Linked DNA regions of Homo sapiens: region 1 is linked to region 2. The links are chromatin loops, found by intact Hi-C in ENCODE. Cell type or tissue: A673. All regions are shown on one strand. Each heading gives the region's core, and the rest is flanking DNA. Links, peaks and the distances in the headings are about the cores only.

Region 1 (2,810 bases), core at 130-2,629, 170 kb after region 2:
GGCACAGAAGCAGCATGCTTTTTAATGACTTCTCTTAAGTCCTTGGTTTCCAAATTCTGACCCAAATGCTGCTTCCCACATGGACACAGTCTCCATGGATTGCACACCCCACCCCCGGCCTGCTTCTTCTAAGTGCCCCTCTCTCATTCAGTGGCTGCTGGTAGGAGTTGAGAATGGCAACGCTGCTTTCCTAGTCTCCTGAGAGGGAAACACACTTCTGTAAAAATTAAACACTTTATTAGCTGAGAAGTGTCTGGCCCTGGTACTGGCCTCCTAGAGGAATTTCTTTGCTGACTTACTTGCATTATATCTGTTGTATAATTATCAACAATCAGCATCCACTGAGTAGCATCTTGTACCTGACACTTTACTAGGCTCTGAACAGGGCTTAGTGATGAATAAGACCCAGTTCCCCACCACTCCTGGGGCTTTCCACCCGCTTGGAAGAGGAGACATGTTTACATTAGGTGATATCGCTGGATAACACCAGTGATACCCAGTGAGCGTGTCAAGGGCCAGGTTGCTGACACTGACAGGGAGGTCTGTAGAAAATGAATGTGGAAAGAAAATCTTCTATCATATTATATTACAAATTCAGGAGGAAAATCTGTCATTGAATGTTTTCTTCTTGTTTTAAAAAGCTGAATTCATTCTGATAAAAATGTATATACCACCTAAAAATATACACTCTATTTTTCCAACCGACACAATCACCCACAACTGAAAATTGACCTTGGAGCCCTGTCCCACCTCTAATGGGTGGATCTAGGATCAACCCTATTTCTAAAGGGGTACATTGCAGGATCCTGGGTCACGAGGCCAGTGGCTGGTCCAGTTGTGGCCTTGACTCAGGTGTCCTTCCCTTATTTCTTATGACCAAACCACCGGCTCTGTGCTTCTCCATATGGTGTGGTCTATTCCAAGCTCCTGGTATCTTGTGGATCCAAGACCTGCCTTTATCTCCCCAGTCTTCGTGAAATAAGAGCTCTTCTCTTCCTTTAGTGTTTGGGGCCCTGCTACCTCTCCTGGGCATTTGAAAGCTAAGTGCCCACTCACCTCAGGTCCAGGGATGTCCTCCATTAGCATTTCCCTCATTCTGCTGCCCAGCAAAACCAGGGTTAAACTAAGGTTTGGTTACAGCATATGGGTAAGAAGTTTCCATGCTCAATAAAATGCCACGTCATCTACTTTATAAAAGGGTAACACATCCCTTCCGAGCTGGAAGCCTCTCTCTCCATGCTTGCTCCTCTTGTGGCCAACAGCACACCCTCCAGGCAACTGGGGAGCATTGCAGGTGTAGACCGGGCTTCCGTCAGGCAGTGCTTTCTGGCAGAAGCCAGCTGGCTTGTGCAGACATCTTGTCCATAGCCTTGACCTTACTGGATACACTTGCTAACCTCCCAGACAAACTGATCCAGGCTCATGAAAGTTGGTTTGTTCTTTGGTTTGTTCATTGTGCATTCATTCATTTGTTTGTTCATTTGGTAAACACATACTACATACTTCATTGAAAATTCTGCAATGATCAGGTCAGTCAAAATGCACACACACACAAAGAGCCTCTTTCTCCCTTTACCCTATTGAGTATTGGGTACCTTATTGGGCATCTGAGATGCTGTGGAATTTTTGCCAGAATTTTACCTGTTTGTCTACCCCTGTGCTAGGTGATGTGAAAGCTACATAGGGCAGGGGCTTGACTCTTGAAAACCATGTGATTCTGTTGAAGGTGTAAATCAAGCCAGCCCACAGGAAGCAATGAGTCAACATGTGCACCTCTGTGTTTTGCTCTTGTGGGTCCGAGAAGAGGCGCTTAAATTGCCCAGTGTTCATTGAGGGCTGCCGTGGGTTGGGATTGTTTCCTAGAACCATAGCTGAGCCTTGAAGAGTGGGAAGGCTTTAGACAGATTCTGGGGAAAGGTGTCATACCTGGGGAGAATAACTTGACTATGTGGGCTGAGAGTAAACATAGTGGGTTCTGATGATGTCGAAGGGACCAGCTTGATGATATGTGTTGTTTCACATGTTAAATCCTTGGGACCTCCTACTTGACTAGATCAGCACTTGAGCCCTTCGTATAGAAAGCTATGTGCTACAGTGACCATTGCTGGGCCGACTGGCTGGCATGGGGCTGTGGTTGACTCTGTCCTGGGTGGGGCCGTGGAGACACCATAGTCTATTCCTAGTCTGGCCATGATACCGAAATAGCCTTTAACCATGATTCAAGGCCCCACCCTTTCTCCTATGTGATTGTTGTTTGAATACTTCTATTTTGTTGTTGTTGTTGTTGAAACTGTAGGGTAATTACCCTTGTCCTTAATAATTGCTTTAGTTTCCTTGATGCGCAGAGATGCTCTAGAGTCTACGCTGTTAAAAAGAGGTTAGGATTAAGTTTTTCAACCTGCCGCTGGTGTGAGAAGGATGTCTCCATGCCAATTACTGTCTTCTTGATAGGATTAGTCACTGTGTTAATTGCTACTCAGAAAAACTGCCAAGTTTGTTGTTTTAGACATTGGCTTTTAAAATATTGCAGATGTCATCTCAAATGCAAATTGTATTTGGTATTAGAGATAACTGTTGATCTATTAACACTTTGGGGTTGATTCATATCTGAGGCTGTGTGAGTAAAAGGAGTCTCACCCTTGGATTAATTGCATCTTTGATGGTGGTTCCAGAACTGGGAGGGGGAGGCAGCTGTCAGGTCTGTTTCTTGGCACTCTCTTTGAGAGAACCCAGAGCTCTGTCAGCAACAATCTGTTGGAATTGGCCAGCGTAATGTATGAAACAACCTCGTTCTTCAGCTCAAGAGCATC
Region 2 (2,810 bases), core at 198-2,697:
CTATTGTCTAAGAGGGCTGGGGAAGCTCACTGTTTGAAACACACACACACAACAGAACATAAATCAGAGGCAGAATCTTTTAACATTTACAGTTTTAAGTGAAATTCCTGTTGAGAGTCTCTTAAGCTAGATTTATATCTGATTTTGCATTGAACTGTGTCGTTATGTGGGGCTGAGAAACTCTTACGAAATTAAGCATAATGCGAAAACATGCTGAAAAGACAGTTCTGTAGAAATGTGAAACATTATTATGTTATAGAATATTGGAGTGAAGAAATACGCATAAAGGCACAATTACCATGGACATTTTCCTTTTAATGATCCTTGTACAATCCTTGGCAGAAAGGTTTGCTGACGTCTCCTCGTAGATAAAGGAAAATTGAGACGATATTGATATTCTACATCCGTTTTGAATTCCAAAGAATATCAGGAGAGCGAACCAGTCTGTCTTCATATTCAAAACAGCAAGGCCTAGACTATCTCGATACCTTGGGAGGATCTGTCATTAGTGTTTGGGGATTTGACTGAAGCCTCCACACTATGGACAGACCAAGTGGTGGCAATAATGTGTGCAGGGGTTAACGTCTGAATGCTCTGATCTGGAAGCTTCTAGAAGCTCCTAGAATGGGTTGAGGTTGTTGGATGCTTGTCCCTGGAGAGTTTTTAGGGTTTAAAGCATCTGTCTAGAATGTCTTGAGAGTGTCCTTGGGGATAGGGTGATAGAGGTGCTTGCTTGTGCTAAGGTTTGTTCCAGGATACCCTGTTCAGCTTTGTTTTCCACAGGAGAATTCCCCTCCTCCAGCCTCTGACTTCTGCTGCCCTGGCTTAGGGCTAAGGGGATATTGATCATGGCCCCTGGGATTTTATCTTTCCTTTCAGTCTCCAGAATGACTCCCAAAGCAGATGCTGCTTCTCTTGCCTCCTCGTCCCCCTTCCCTGGGCTGCCCTGGCACCATAGCCTGGGTACCCAGTGTACCATGGAGTGTGGGCAGAAACGCTGTTTCTTCCTCTTGTTCCTGGCCGACCTTCTTCTCTTGGCTGGGACTTGTGATTCCAGTGGGGGGAAAGGAGCCCAGTTTCCCTGCCTCTCCCTGTTCAGCCCTGGAGCAGCTGGAGCAGGGCTGGTGGTGGCGCTGAGATCGCAAGCCTTCCAGAAACCCTTCCTCCCCCTGAGCTCATGGCAGGTCCCCTGGCAGGGGGAAAGCTTTTGCTAAAAACCTCCCTGAGCCCGTGCCCTCTAAGCCTGGCATTGAGATGCCACCAGCTGGTCGGGGGAGGGGGAGCAGCAGCCGAGATGCCGCCCCAGGTTGGAGCGCGGAGGCCTTTCGCATTTGCTCTGGAAGCATCATCTGAGAAGCCCTAGCGGGTTTTGCTCAGGGTCAGGTGACAGCCAGTCTCCTCCCTTCAGTAGGGCTGGCAGCAGCTCCCGACTCACAGTTCCTTCTCTTCTGCTCTTCTCAGAACCTCTTAAAGGACCTCTAGGCGTTTGTTACCTAGAGTTGCTTGAAATTAAGCTATTTAATTCTAATTTGGCTGTGCAATATCTGATTCTTGACCACCAGAGGTCACTGTAATAAGGTAGAAAGCAGGTGTTTCTGAGAGTCTTCAATGTGTGGTTGCCTCAAGAAAACAAAATGAAATCAACCAAACCACCCCCCAAGTTTCTTCACTGGCCTGGGTGTGCTGCAGTGTGCTCTGGGGCATGGACACGCAGCCCCAGCTTTCTCACTTGTGGAAGGTCTGCCCAGCTGTGGAGCCTGGCAGGACGGGACAGGTGGCCACTTAGGGAACATTTGACTGCCAAGGCCGCTGGCACAGGCCTCTGGGCAGGCTTGCTTTCATAGGATGGTGGGTGCATCGGGGCCTCACTCAGAGGCAGGGGCCCTCCTCTTTCCCCCACCCTACGCTCACCCTGAGCTGCATTCTCAAAGTCCATTTCTGGCAGCAACCTGGGGTTAGATTTTCTTAGGTTAATTAGGCTTGTCTGCCTTACCTTTCTGTGTGTGCACTTGAGTGTGTGCATGTCTCTGTGTGTGTGTGTGTGCACGTGCCTGCTCCGTCAGGTGGGGTCAGTAATAGTGCTGTCCACCTACAGCTATTTGGTGTTAAAAGGAGATGGTGCATGATGTCGGGTGCTTAAAAGCACAGGGCTTGTTTTCCAGCTAGTGTCCGGGAAATGTGAGCCATCAAAATTCTCATCCAGAGGCTCGGCGGAAAACATTTACCCCGTTGCAGAATGGCTTCGACTCTTTCTCAGACCCACCCTTCCTGTCCTCTTTGGTTGGTCATCTTCCTTATATGGTGACGTTTTTCAGTAGAACGTAAGAAACGCCTGCCTTTATTAGCAGTGGCTCCTGAAGGTTGGTTCCAGGGAAGCTGTTTTCGTCTTCGGTGGGTGGCTCACGGGAGAACATTAGGGCCTTGGGGGTGCAGTTTGGCAGGCTTTGCATTTAGCAAATACTCGGGCCCTCAGGCTAGAGCTTTTGTGAGACTGCTCACGCACTGGTTTCTCTTCCAGCTCTAAATCCCCGAGTTGCCGGAACACAGAGAAATTAGAGATGCATGTGATCTCCGCAGGGGGCCAGGCAGCCAGGGGAGAGGGTGGTTCTGGATGCAGGAGCTCACATTCCTCACTGGGAACATTTGGAGGATATAGGTCTAGGGGAGGGTGACTGTATTACCTGGATCCTCCAGAGGGCCATTAGGGCTGCCAGCGGAGGTCAGGAGCAGTGATCTACGGGAGATGCTGCCGCCATCCCCTTCAGTGGGAATTTCTCCTGGATGTCTCTGCAGAAGGCACGTGGGTGTCA

What was found. Hi-C counts contacts between places; a loop is a spot of excess contacts. Peaks named below come from ENCODE experiments on the same cell type or tissue, not always from the same donor. Only the 100,000 strongest peaks of a DNase experiment are listed, where the experiment ranks them.
Region 1: a loop joins it to region 2, with 4 times the contacts of the local background. A loop is called at or near these places in 47 of 110 quality-filtered maps.

Annotation. Positions count from the first base shown.
Region 1 is chr1:7,206,821-7,209,630 of GRCh38, forward strand. The region is part of intron 4 of CAMTA1 (calmodulin binding transcription activator 1); the gene reads left to right. Among named protein-coding and RNA genes, the nearest start is that of CAMTA1-IT1, 160 kb to the right of the region's middle. In A673, for the core only: a CTCF peak has its summit at 1,276; a DNase peak (open chromatin) is centred at 1,251.
Region 2 is chr1:7,041,342-7,044,151 of GRCh38, forward strand. All of the region lies in intron 3 of CAMTA1 (calmodulin binding transcription activator 1), which reads left to right. Among named protein-coding and RNA genes, the nearest start is that of CAMTA1-AS3, 28 kb to the left of the region's middle. In A673, for the core only: CTCF peaks have their summits at 1,566 (motif pointing right) and 1,767; no DNase peak of the experiment used is centred there.